4 separate regions of the Homo sapiens genome follow, and all the other regions are linked to region 4. Evidence: chromatin contacts called from ENCODE Hi-C or POLR2A ChIA-PET data. All regions are on one chromosome and are shown on one strand. Each heading gives the region's core, a stretch centred on a gene start or an enhancer-like site at or near the end of the contact. The rest is flanking DNA. Distances are from core to core; before and after follow the strand shown. Region 1 overlaps LOC107984012 (a long non-coding RNA gene). Region 2 overlaps ARID5B (AT-rich interaction domain 5B). Region 3 overlaps ARID5B (AT-rich interaction domain 5B). Region 4 has its middle 81 kb from the start of ZNF365.

What was found. A loop is a pair of places that touch in the nucleus more often than their neighbours do. ChIA-PET counts read pairs that join two places held with the same protein, here RNA polymerase II (POLR2A). Pooled maps may share reads with other maps.
Region 1: a map with no recorded cell type shows a loop between it and region 4 (2.0-fold over the local background). The contact joins two enhancer-like sites. A Hi-C loop is called at or near these places in 3 of 37 single-sample maps with no recorded cell type and 1 of 50 pooled maps.
Region 2: a map of OCI-LY7 shows a loop between it and region 4 (3-fold over the local background). The contact joins two enhancer-like sites. A Hi-C loop is called at or near these places in 1 of 168 maps with a recorded cell type or tissue (OCI-LY7), 15 of 37 single-sample maps with no recorded cell type and 5 of 50 pooled maps. POLR2A ChIA-PET finds 5 or more read pairs at or near these places in 1 of 52 experiments (B cell).
Region 3: a pooled map shows a loop between it and region 4 (3-fold over the local background). The contact joins two enhancer-like sites. A Hi-C loop is called at or near these places in 1 of 168 maps with a recorded cell type or tissue (OCI-LY7), 1 of 37 single-sample maps with no recorded cell type and 2 of 50 pooled maps. POLR2A ChIA-PET finds 5 or more read pairs at or near these places in 1 of 52 experiments (OCI-LY7).

What each region holds. Positions count from the first base shown.
Region 1 is chr10:62,914,864-62,917,896 of GRCh38, forward strand. LOC107984012 (a long non-coding RNA gene) reads right to left here. Exons shown (of 5, transcript XR_001747465.2): 3 at 2,098-2,194. Among named protein-coding and RNA genes, the nearest start is that of EGR2, 100 kb to the left of the region's middle. Within about 2 kb of position 1,333, at least 3 of the 41 ENCODE cell types and tissues checked have a DNase peak (open chromatin) inside an H3K27ac peak, as active enhancers do.
Region 2 is chr10:62,037,333-62,040,114 of GRCh38, forward strand. All of the region lies in intron 4 of ARID5B (AT-rich interaction domain 5B), which reads left to right. Among named protein-coding and RNA genes, the nearest start is that of ARID5B, 140 kb to the left of the region's middle. Within about 2 kb of position 1,464, at least 25 of the 41 ENCODE cell types and tissues checked have a DNase peak (open chromatin) inside an H3K27ac peak, as active enhancers do; they include OCI-LY7, where a contact is called at or near this core.
Region 3 is chr10:61,959,968-61,962,774 of GRCh38, forward strand. The region is part of intron 3 of ARID5B (AT-rich interaction domain 5B); the gene reads left to right. Among named protein-coding and RNA genes, the nearest start is that of ARID5B, 60 kb to the left of the region's middle. Within about 2 kb of position 1,469, at least 4 of the 41 ENCODE cell types and tissues checked have a DNase peak (open chromatin) inside an H3K27ac peak, as active enhancers do; they include OCI-LY7, where a contact is called at or near this core.
Region 4 is chr10:62,453,918-62,456,820 of GRCh38, forward strand. It overlaps a transcript of ZNF365 not described here. Among named protein-coding and RNA genes, the nearest start is that of ZNF365, 81 kb to the left of the region's middle. Within about 2 kb of position 1,299, at least 9 of the 41 ENCODE cell types and tissues checked have a DNase peak (open chromatin) inside an H3K27ac peak, as active enhancers do; they include OCI-LY7, where a contact is called at or near this core.

The DNA of each region.
Region 1 (3,033 bases), core at 83-2,582, 460 kb after region 4:
AATGGTGTTCTAGAGTTAAATGGAGTGCCTCCTACTCTTATGCATGGGGAGGTTGCACTATTTCCCAATCCAAAGACCCTTTAGGGTATGGGTTTCAATTCGAAGAGATGGTAATTCTCTTCGAACACCAACCCAGCTTGCCTCAACCTCACAACTCAGCTCTAACTGCAAAACAGTGCCCTCCCCATCTGTAAGTGGAAAAGGAAGTCTCTGTCTATTTTTACAGAGATGAGGGGGAGGCCGAAGGAAGAATTTCATTTAATTTCTATTTCTTCTCTTGGCCTCTAACTTTCTGGCCAGGGGTTTCTATTTCAAAAACTCTGTATTATGTAAACACAGAAGGGCCCTTCTCAAAAACAGAAGCAACTTCTACTAATTTCCAGTCTCCTTTCTGGCACTCTCAGGAGTCCTGCTAAGCATCTTGATCCCAGGCAAATTTTTCCTTGGCTACAAAACACTTGTGATGGCCAACCCTGGGTCAACAGCTTCATTTGGCTCTGTGTCCCCAAGATTTTTGCAGTACTCTTCAGTTGAAAGCTTTCCTAAGAAAGAGGATGTTGTCCATGACTTCTCTGTTAGGCCAGCTCACACAGAGCCAAACATGTTTCCATTGAACAAAGCCTACCACAGCCAAGAATAACTCTTTAAAATGCCCTTTCTAACCCATTCCACAATTACACAAATAATTCAGGCAAAAGTGAATTGTGAACTACACATTCCATATCTTGATGCTGTGTAGACTACGTAGCCTGAACTCATTCTAAACAGGTAGACTACCTGCCTCCCCTATTAAGGAGATACAGCAGAAGGTAGACAAACACACAGGTGCAAGCTCCAATGGGGACTGTGTCATTTTTTAAATGGTCCAACAAAAACATGCCATTGAGATTGCTACCAAAGCTGGACAGCCTTCATAGCTCTGTATCAAAGAGGGCTGGGCCCATGCCCTGGAGATCTGAGATCTAAGATTAGCGAGCTCACCTTGATGCAGTGATGAATCAGATGAAATTATAAGAAAACAAGAATTATTTTTATTTTCCCTGCCTTTGTGCCACATACTAGTACCCTCAGGGAGAGAATTTCTGGAACCGGGATGCTAATAATGTAGATGAAGTGCATAGACGGTTTGGAACTATTCTGGATTCCTAGTCTTCTAGTCTACCAAGGATGGTAGCAGATGGCACAGGACCCAATCTGTTTCCAAACGTTACATTTGTGAGTAGAAACAGGCACTTTGGCCAGATTCCAGTTGGTACATTCAACAAAGAATAACATAAGCCTCAGATTTCCCATTGGTAAAACAAAGGAGGTTGGGTGAGCTATTCTCTAAAGTCCCTCCCAGCTCTAATATTTTATGATTCTCAGTGGTAAAAATTCAGGGATTTGGAATGACCAGTCTCATTCTCCCATTAAGCTCTGGGTGAATCAAAGGCCAGCATCACATTGCATCATCTCATGTACAGTAATATGTGAATGACATTACACAATGCCAGCTTTTATTAATGGGAACACTCTTCCAGCAATAATGCAATACCCTTGAGCTCATTCTGGCCTTCTTTGTTAGTACCCAACCCAGCTGCATTGTCAGGAGATACAAAATATTACATAGACGTTGGAAGTAGGAGCAGTAGAAGAGGGCAGACACATCAGCAAATGACACAACTAACAGCCTGTAGTCCTGTTCATGCTCACAGTGGATGCTTAGTGAATGCTTGGTGACTAACAGTGAGTAATGCAGAAACACTAGTGGATCTATTAACTGACTAGAGTCAACACCTTTGCACTTTGCTATTTTCCTAGGGGCCAAGTCTCGGCCAGAATGGAAGGGAGGGAATTCAAATTTAAGAGCACTTTTAGAGTTCCCATAGGTTGAGAACTCTCATATATTGGTGTTCCAACTCCTAAGTATATGGATGGGTTCTCCTTCATTAAGCAGATACTCCATTCCTAAGAGGTTTGGCACAGACAAATTTTGAGTCTATTTTACATGCTTTACTCCTGGCATGGGCTTCTGTCTTAAGTCCTTGTTGGCTCTTTAATGCTGCAGGCACTAGAATGGGAACCAGAAATCCTCAAGTATCTCACCACGTCTCTTACCTTGAGGAGTCCAAGAAGCTCTCCTTGAGTCCCTCGCTTGGAATTCCCCTGGCCCTCTGTAGACACCAACCCTGGCAAACAGCACCAACTTATAGCTCTGGAAGGAGAGAAGGAATAGGCAACAGGCTTAATGTAATCTTCTTTCAAGACACAAATGTCCCACCTCCTATGACTTCAAGAAAGAGTTGAGTTCAGCATTGTCCTTTGATGGTTCCACTACACCATTTGTTTCTGGAAAACACTGATATCCAACAGCCACCCTATGCATGCTACCTTTCTCACATCAAGACAATTCCTCTCCAGCCCCATTTTCACAAGACCCTTCTCTGAACTGTTTTACTGGAATCTACACACTATTATTTACTGGGAGCATACATCATTCCTTCTTTTTGGTCCCTGAGTGCCAGAGTGCAGGGTCAGGTTAAGAGCCTGGTTGGTCCCATGGGACAGAACAAAACCAACTGGCCACACAGAGACCAAGTTTTGAGAGAAATAAACTTTAGTAATAAGACACTTGCTAAATGGAAGAGAAGAATGTTAGGCTGGAATGAATTTTCTGTTCGTTTGGCCCCACTGTCTCTGCAAATCATATCAGATTCATAATGTCAGAGGAAGAGCTAGTTAACGTTTTATAAAGTGTGACACCCAGCACAGTTCCTTCCTCTGAGGTTCTGACTGATTTCTCTCTGTGCTCATTCCCCTTTTGTGGATGTTCCTCTCCTCTTGTCAACTCAGGTTTCACTGTTTTCCCTTTAACCACATTGAACAGGCTGATATCCCCTCATGCTGTAAAGGTGTGAGTTGTACTTGGCCTTGGACGAGCTTGGAGGACTTTTTCTTTTCAGGGAACTTAAAGGTGACATCTTCCATTGAGTCAGCCAGCCATTAGTTCGGGGAAACTTTCACATCATTTGCAGTTGGAAAGCAGTTAACATT
Region 2 (2,782 bases), core at 214-2,713, 420 kb before region 4:
GGCCCTCACATGGTTAGAGTCCTGGGCTAAGAGTCAAATTCTAAATTTAATTCCAGCCTCTATGAACATCTTAGTCCCATATTTCCTCACCATTTAGAGATGTTTCAGTTTTCCCATCTGCGAAATCGGCATAAGATGCCTTGCTCCACAGAAATACTTGTCAACAGCTTTGCCGTACACAAAGATTGGCATTGTATTGGGGCAAAATATCATTTTTCATTCCATAATAGGAATTAAACAAAAGCCCTTTGAGAACGCACCTTGTGTAAACGCCCTGTGCTTAAAAGCCTGTGAATTTCAGAGGTCAGCAAAAACCGCCCCCCTTCTTTATTATTTTTCTTAAAGCTAAACAAGGGTAACTAGGGAATTCATTTTGGAATATAAAGACATGAAAGAAAGGGTATTTCAGCTTGCACAATAGTACAAAGAAGAACAAGAGTTGTCATGTTTTGCTAAAGAACTCCCAGCTGTTTAATTTTATAGTAAAATTACTTTAAGAACTTTGCTAATTCAAAGACAAAATCAAACAACTGTTGTTGCAAAACTGAACTTCCACATTTGAGTGGAAAAGCCAATTTGAGATTAATCTGCCCCTAAAATCATATTATAAAAATACAGAGCATTTCTGTAATGCTGGTTGGAGGAGTGGCTTTTATCTGAAGAGAAGACACATAAAAGAGAAAAATGGTACATTTACTGGTAGTAAGATTTAAAAAAGTAGTTTATGTTCTCATGTACTTTGCCCTGACTTCTCCCCCAGCTTTCTCTTAAGCTCTTCAGTCTGTTTTAATACCAGGTTTGTTTGCTTTCTGGGGATGGGCCTGTTAGGCAGGAAATTGTTGAAAGGCATACAGCAGAAATTTTAAATGGTGTTTTTAAAAGATAAATACCCAATTGGGTAACTGACTATTAAATTTGGAGTTCAGAATTTTTTAAAATTTTATTTTTAGACAATATAGAAAGATAAATTCTGTACCTATACTTGGTTCTATAAGTCCCACATGTTGCCTATTGTCAGAAACAAACTGTTCCTTATTTAAAAAAAAAAAAAGAAAAGAAAAAAAGCCAGTTTTTCTTCCATATTAGGGAATTATTCAGACTTCTTTCCTTGGTTCCTATAATTCCAAACCAGTTGGAACATCAGTCTATTTTTGGTTTAAAGGAGCTTTTAAAATGTGAGCATGATTTTTTTAAGTTTCTAAATCTCATAAAAATCAATTTGCCACATATATAGCAGCTATGGTTGTAAATATAGTGAAGTCATTGTATTGCAGAAAGACAAAGTTCTAATTTCCATATTACAAACCCCACCTACCCCACCTTGTCCAATCTCCACATAAGAGGGCTGAAAATGTAAATTCTAAAACATATAAAACAACATAAGGTTGTCATTTGTGGCTGTTTCTATCCAAGATGAATGTTGTCACCTGTATTGGAGTAAACTCTTTTGTTAGTTTCTGCGGGTTTTTTTGGTCGTCCCACCGCATCCCATCGACTCACCACGAGAGGGCAATGGAGCGTTTGCTTTCAGCTAACAAAGCTAGAAATGGTTTTAATATCAGCTAAGTGTTTGAACTTGTTAAGGATTTATTTCTCCACCTTCCGATTGCCATACATGCAGCCTCCGAGTTTCCACTAACAGCGAATAATGATCCAAATAAAGTTATTCTGAGGGAAAATATAGACAGACTGGTGCAGACAAGAGCTTTTGCCCAAATAAGGATCCCTTTTGTGCAGACCCCATGTGTTAGATAACCATCAACTGACAGTTGCTCATGAGTTAATAATGTTGGATGCTGAAATATGCATACCATGTGCTATAAAAGAGTTTGGAGGACAAAGACAAATACTTCTATAGTTAGATATCAGAAACATACCAGAGGTGTGCAGATTGCTTCGTGGTACATAGGTTGAAACCGCCCAATCATTTCATCAAAATTAGTACAATATAAGTATGATACAGTAGAATGTATGATATTGATTGCATGTTTCATTGATGTTGCAGAAATTTTGGTCTAAGCCTTTCTGCATGTTACTGCCTTAAATGCTACAGCAACTACTGCCTTCTAAGAAAAGAAAATATTTCCTAAGCTTCTTTCTATAGCCACCATTGTTGCTCTTTTATTTTTACCATAGGAACCCATTTTACCATGTGTGTGCAGCCTTTTGATTGGCATGTAGTGTTTGGAGGGCTGTTAATGTCTAGTTAGGTTTCTGTGTTGCTGCTGCCACAGGAATCAAAAAGTGAGGAGGTGGAGGGAATCAGCTTTGATTTTGGCTACTATAACAAGTTGTTTGGGAGGATGGGACACAGGGCAAACTGAGCACCGGGCAGCCGCCTTCTCAGTGATGCCTGATGGTTTTTTGGTGCTAAGAATGATTGCGGAAAGAATGTTTCTCCTCCCTGCCCCCAGAGTTCAAACCTTTTTGTTCTGTTCAACTTTTCTGGGCTTATTGGAATGCCAGTCTTCAATGAATAATCTCATATTTTGTCATAAATGGGACCTGAAGCAGGTTGGCAAAGCCAATGAGGCTATGCCCCTGCATTTAGGCCTGACTGTAACTGACCTCTCTATTTATTCTCAGATGAAATGTCCAAAAAGTCAGACCATTAACTTACTCAATAGTTGGAGATTAAGAAGTGTCTACTTCCAAGCAACTAAAATCACTCCAGCTCCATTTTCTCCTATTCAGTTTGTACTGGATGATGAAAATGGCTTACATTATACCCGACCCATATTGACAGCAGGAGAGAACAAGTCATGAAATAAATAATTAGCTA
Region 3 (2,807 bases), core at 219-2,718, 490 kb before region 4:
GTCCATGAACTCCTTGTTAAGGACTGCTGGATGATTTCCTTTAAGAACACAGAACCATTATGCTGTGAAGAAGGAAAACAAGGATGATGTGTGTCTACCCGCTTGGTTGGTGGGTTTCCTCTTTCAGATTGGAGGGTTTCTTTTTTCATGAATGTGTAGGAAGGAAGGGCATGACTGTCTTATTTCATATATTTTTCTTTTATATTTTCAAATTATAAATTTTGACAACAGGAGACAATAGGTAATATTCATTCTCTACTGTCTGGACAGCATGGAAATACTACGTACAGTAATGTCTTCAGTAGTTACTTTCTCTTTAGAAAGCTCCAAGGAAGCTCACAACAGTAGGAAGTCCTACTGAAACTCCTTTTGGTAAAGTGGAGCACGTTTTGTAATGGAAACACATTTTCTATGGCTTAATTTTTATATATAGGGTTTTCATAAAATGAGACTTGCCTAAGGATTCTTTTGGAAGCCTTTTGCCTCTTTTAACAGCAATGTGTTTATTATAGGAATCAGTCTCCTGCTCACTTATAAAATATTCTAAATATTCACTTATAAATATTCTAAATATTTATAAGATTATGAGTTTTGTCTTTTAAGTAGGGAGTTCTGCATATTGTTTTTGGCCAAAATGTAGCCTGCCTCCTTGAGCATGAGTTGAAGCCCAAGATGAGAAGCCCTTTTTTTTCCCCTCTGACCAAGATCTCATCTGCCATTTACTAGATTAGGCTACTTGAAGGGAAGGAAATGAGGGCCCCCTTCTTTTAATCCAGGACATTGTTAGGTATATCATAGGTGCTCCGTAGGTATGTTGGATGAATGGATGGATGATTAGACCTTAAATCTTGTACTTGGCAGCAACATAATGTAGTGGTAAGGGACTAAAAGTCTGGCAGACATAGACTAGCACTCTGGATCCCCAATCTCTAGCTTTATGCCCTTCGGCAAGTTGTAGAGTATCAGTTTTCTCATCTGTAAAATGGGTATAATAAATCTATCTGATAGGGATACTGTAGGATTTAATAACATATAGAATCCCAGGTGCTTATGGACATTTTTCTGGTGCCATAAAGCACTTGATACATGGTAGCATTATTAAACTCTTAAGCCTTAAATCAGGATATCCTAGACTTTAGTCATTTATAAAGCAACTTTATAGTTCTTGCCATACCAATAACACTGTTTTATTATTTACTTAATTTTTCTTTAAATTAATTGCTTTTTAATTTAAAGAACTTTAAGTAGGAAATTTTATATCATCACTGTAAATGGAAAACCTGTATCACTTGCTATAATTAATGGTGAAGGTAAATATATAATCCTTAAAATAAAAAATATGTTTATCCATGTACCACCTAACATTGACTTGGGTACCGCTAGTGTATACCACAGTTAAGTCATTTCCTTTGAGGCTTTTCTCTTGGGCAACAGCCTAACCTAGGTTATCGATAGCTTTGAGACCTTCTGAGACCATGCAAGCCTCGTGTCAACAACAAGCTAGAAAGGGTTGGAACCGGTTGCGCTGAATTAATCTATAGGCTCAGAAGTGTAACTGCCACACAGATGTGAAGTCTGAAAATAACCCACCGTGCACCTGCCCTTTTCGCGTGTCAGTTACAGTGTTAACTGAGCACCAGAGGATGAAATGCTGTAGGAACAGTAAAGGCATGAATCTTACCTTCCAGATGCTCAGACTCTTATCAGTGGTTTGATACCTAGCCCCTTGATTGGGCTTGGGGACCTCAGTGTCTCAATTCTGGGCAATTTCTTTCTTTCTTTCTTTCTTTTTTTTCTGAGATGGAGTTTCACTCTTGTTGCTCAAGCTGGAGTGCAATGGTGCAATCTCGGCTCACTGCAACCTCTGCCTCCCCGGTTCAAGTGATTCTCCTGCCTCAGCCTCCCAAGTAGCTGGGATTACAGGCACTCACCACCACACCTGAATAATTTTTTGTATTTTTAGTAGAAACAGGGTTTCACCGTGTTAGCCAGGCTGGTGTCAAACTCCTGACCTCAGGTGATCCGCCAGCCTAGGCCTCCCAAAGTGCTGGGATTACAGGCGTGAGCCATCGCACCCGGCCTTCTCGGCAATTTCTGAATACAGATCTTAGCAGGGTGAGGGAAACGGTAATTGTTATTACTACCAACTGGCCCCAAACAGTTATTGCATAACGTTGCACAACTGAGTCCTGGGTAAAATGAGCTTCTTCAGAAATTGCCTCGCCAAAGGTGATTTGCCAAGGTTGAATCCTTCGGATTGTCTGCATTGGAACAACCCCCTTGCCCAAGCACTGAGCTTAAGCTAGATAAAAGGAAATAAACACTGCTTTAAAAGGGAGTGCACTTTAGCAGCACACAAAAAACAAAGGTGAAGGCTCACATCTGTGTTGCATTGCATAATTGATAAAAGCTGAAGCACCATTAGAAACAGCCTCATCATCCATACTCCTCTCCTAATCATTTAAATATGTACAGCATGTTTTAGGATGCTTGTTAATGACTCTACGGGCACGTTGGTAGTCAGAACATTACATGTGGGTTTGAGAAATAGGCCTGGATCATTTGCCAGACAATCTAATTCTGACAGTGTAGTGAAGGCCATCTTCAATTTGACTGTGCTCCACTCTGTTATGCTGTGAAAGAAAAAGATAATTCAGCTGAGCATTCTGCCGTTGGCTAGAAACACCGCAGTTCTGAATACAAATATTATGCAGGTAAATGAATCATTAAAAGAATAGAGGCATAAAATATCTGACAGATGAACTCCTAAAGTTTGGACTAGAATAAATTTTCCCATATATGAGCAG
Region 4 (2,903 bases), core at 49-2,548:
AATGATGCTGTGAAGGTTAAAAGAGTACGGATTCTAAAACTTGATTTCTTGGGTTTGCAGCCTGATTGTGAACTTACTACCTGTTAGATATTGGTAAAGTTTCTTAAATTGCCAGTGCCTCAGTTTCTTTTTTCATTTTTTCCTTTTTAAACGTATACCTTGCTGTTCATGTACAACTCAGTGTCTCAGCTTCTTCATGAAGATAATGATGTAGCATTACACCTTCCTCATAGGGAACTTACCAGGTACTTATCAAATATTAGCTATTGGTAGATAAGCAGTTACCAAGCAGGAAAGTCATGTATTACTTCTTATTAAATACAAATCATTGGTTAACAAAAGTCTGTACAATATGACAATGTATTGTATTTTAAAAGATCCTTTTAGAAGGTCTAGACCAGTAATTCCCAAACTGTGTGCCAAGGAATCCTGGGGCACTATGGTGAATTCACAGCAACACCCATCCCAATATATTCTAAAATTTCTAGGGAAACACAGTGACACCTTTGGACACTGGGAACTACATACTACCATTAAGGTGTTTGGACTAAACTACATAATAAACATAATTTATTTTGGTCTAAAATGCTAGACAAATTTACGGAAACACTGAGAGTGCCATGAACCAAGAAAGCTTGAGAACCTCTAATCTAGCTTGTGGACATATACCAAGGTGTTGATGTTACTGAGAGGTGGTATTACATGTGCTTCATGTTTTTTTTTCTTTGCTTCTGATTTATCTAGACTTTCTAATTTTCTGCAGTGAACATTTACTATCTTAATTAAAACAATTTCTTCCTGAATCCGTGCAACAACCATTTATTAAGCACTATTTGGTGTCAATTTCTGGGCTGGACACAGGAAGGCAAAGATGCCACACCCTCAAGGAGCGCATACTTGAGGGTGAGTCTGGAATGTAAACAAATAATTGCTGTTCAGTAGAACAGGCTCTGAGACAGTGGTGCTGATTGGAGTGGGAGCTCTGAGCTCTGCTTTTGGAGATTAGTGCAAAGTTAGGCACATCTTGTGGGATAAATGGGACTTCCAACTGGAAATGGAGAAGGGGTAGAAGAATGTTCCTCCTTGTGGTTTGTGGGTGGAGACTTGGATACATTTGGTGGGGGGTTAAAAGACTGGAAAGGCAGGCAAGGTTAGAATAAGAAGGCTTTGGTGGGGCATGCCTTGGACTGGGCAGTTAACTTGTAAAGGACAGAAAAACGCTGACAGGTTTTAAGCAGGGGAGTGTTATAAATGTTGTGCTGTGGAAGGATCACTCTGGCAGCACTGTGGAGACAGCACAGGGAGGCTGGGAGAGAGCTGGACAGGGAAGGGGACCAGCCAGGAGGATTTTGTAATAGCCCAGGAAAGAGGTCATGAAGCCCCAGTTGGCTAACAACAGATTATGTAATGGGCCCCTGTGGACTAAATCAGCAAAAGCAAATGATCCAGATGTAGAACACTGTTCATCTCAAAATATGTTGGTATCTTTAAAAGTAAAAACTTTTTTTTCTGGTGATAAAGATAATACATGTTCAATACAGAAATTTGGAAACTATAGAAATGTACAAAGAAGAAAATGAAAGCATCTATAATCCCATGAACTGGAGCTGAGATATATGTATATGTACATATACTGTATATGAGAGATAAAAATTAAATATTATATTTATATTTAAATACTGATTTATAAATCTCATATATACATAGTTTATTTAAACTATGTGCATATGGTAAAATAAAATTAACTTAGAGAAGGATAGAAAATAAAAAGTAAATATTGAATGTTTACCACATGCTGGGCACAAAATATAAGAACTTACATATATTTGGTTATTTAATTCTCACAGCAACCTTGTGAGAAAGGTCTGCATGTATTCTGCCATTTTACTGATAAGTGAATTGAAGTACAGAAAGATCAATGTGACTTACCCAAGGTTCAGTAACTTGTAAGTATCAGAGCTGGGATTTGAAAGGAAACTAAGCTGTTTTTCCTCCAGGGCCTGTACCATGAAATCGTGATGGGGCAATTTTGAATGATGTATTTAAACTTCTGTTGTTTGATTCATTGACTTTACACAGTGACTCCTGACACTCCACTACAGCGTTGTCCAACTAAACTTGCTGCGGTGATGGTGATGGACAGATTCAATATCTGTTCAATCTAGTACAGTAGCCACTAGCCACATGTAGCTAGCTGTTGAGCACTACAAATGCTGCTACTGTGAACAAGAGGCTGCATTTTAAATTTTAATTAATTTAAATTTAAATGACCAACTGCTGCTAGTGGCCACCCATGGGACACCACAGATCTCCATAAGATAAAAAAAAAAATGAACACCTCATCCCTTGGTCATATTCTCTGTCCCAGTAAAACCAACTTTATTTCTTATTTCAGTCCTTTCCCATGATCATCTCCATAAAACATGCCTATATTTATATTTCTTGATTTACTGAATTGAACATTATGTTGTCCATGCCGTGTAAGATGAGAAATTATTTTGTGTACGCCACTCCCCCACCCCTCTCTTCTCATTTTTATGAATTTATTTCTATCATTGGTTACCTGTATACTTTGGTATTAGTTAAGATTCTTCTGATTGCAAGTTGGATAGAAAAAGCCAAATCCATCTGATTTCAGCAATACAAAAGGAATTTACTGGCTCATATAAACAAGATCAGAGGCAGAACTGGCATTAGACCAGGCTAAATTGAGAGCTCAATGTGAGCGGGACTCGATTTCAGCTCAGCTGTCCTCAGTCTGCACACTTCATCTTCAAGTTCTATGTGGTGACCACAGCTGTAGCTCTGGTTTCATATCCTCTTAGATTCTAGACTAGCAGGAAAGTAAGCATCTGTCTTTCTTGTAATGCTATTTAGCTGTGACCACAATGATGCTCAGTTAA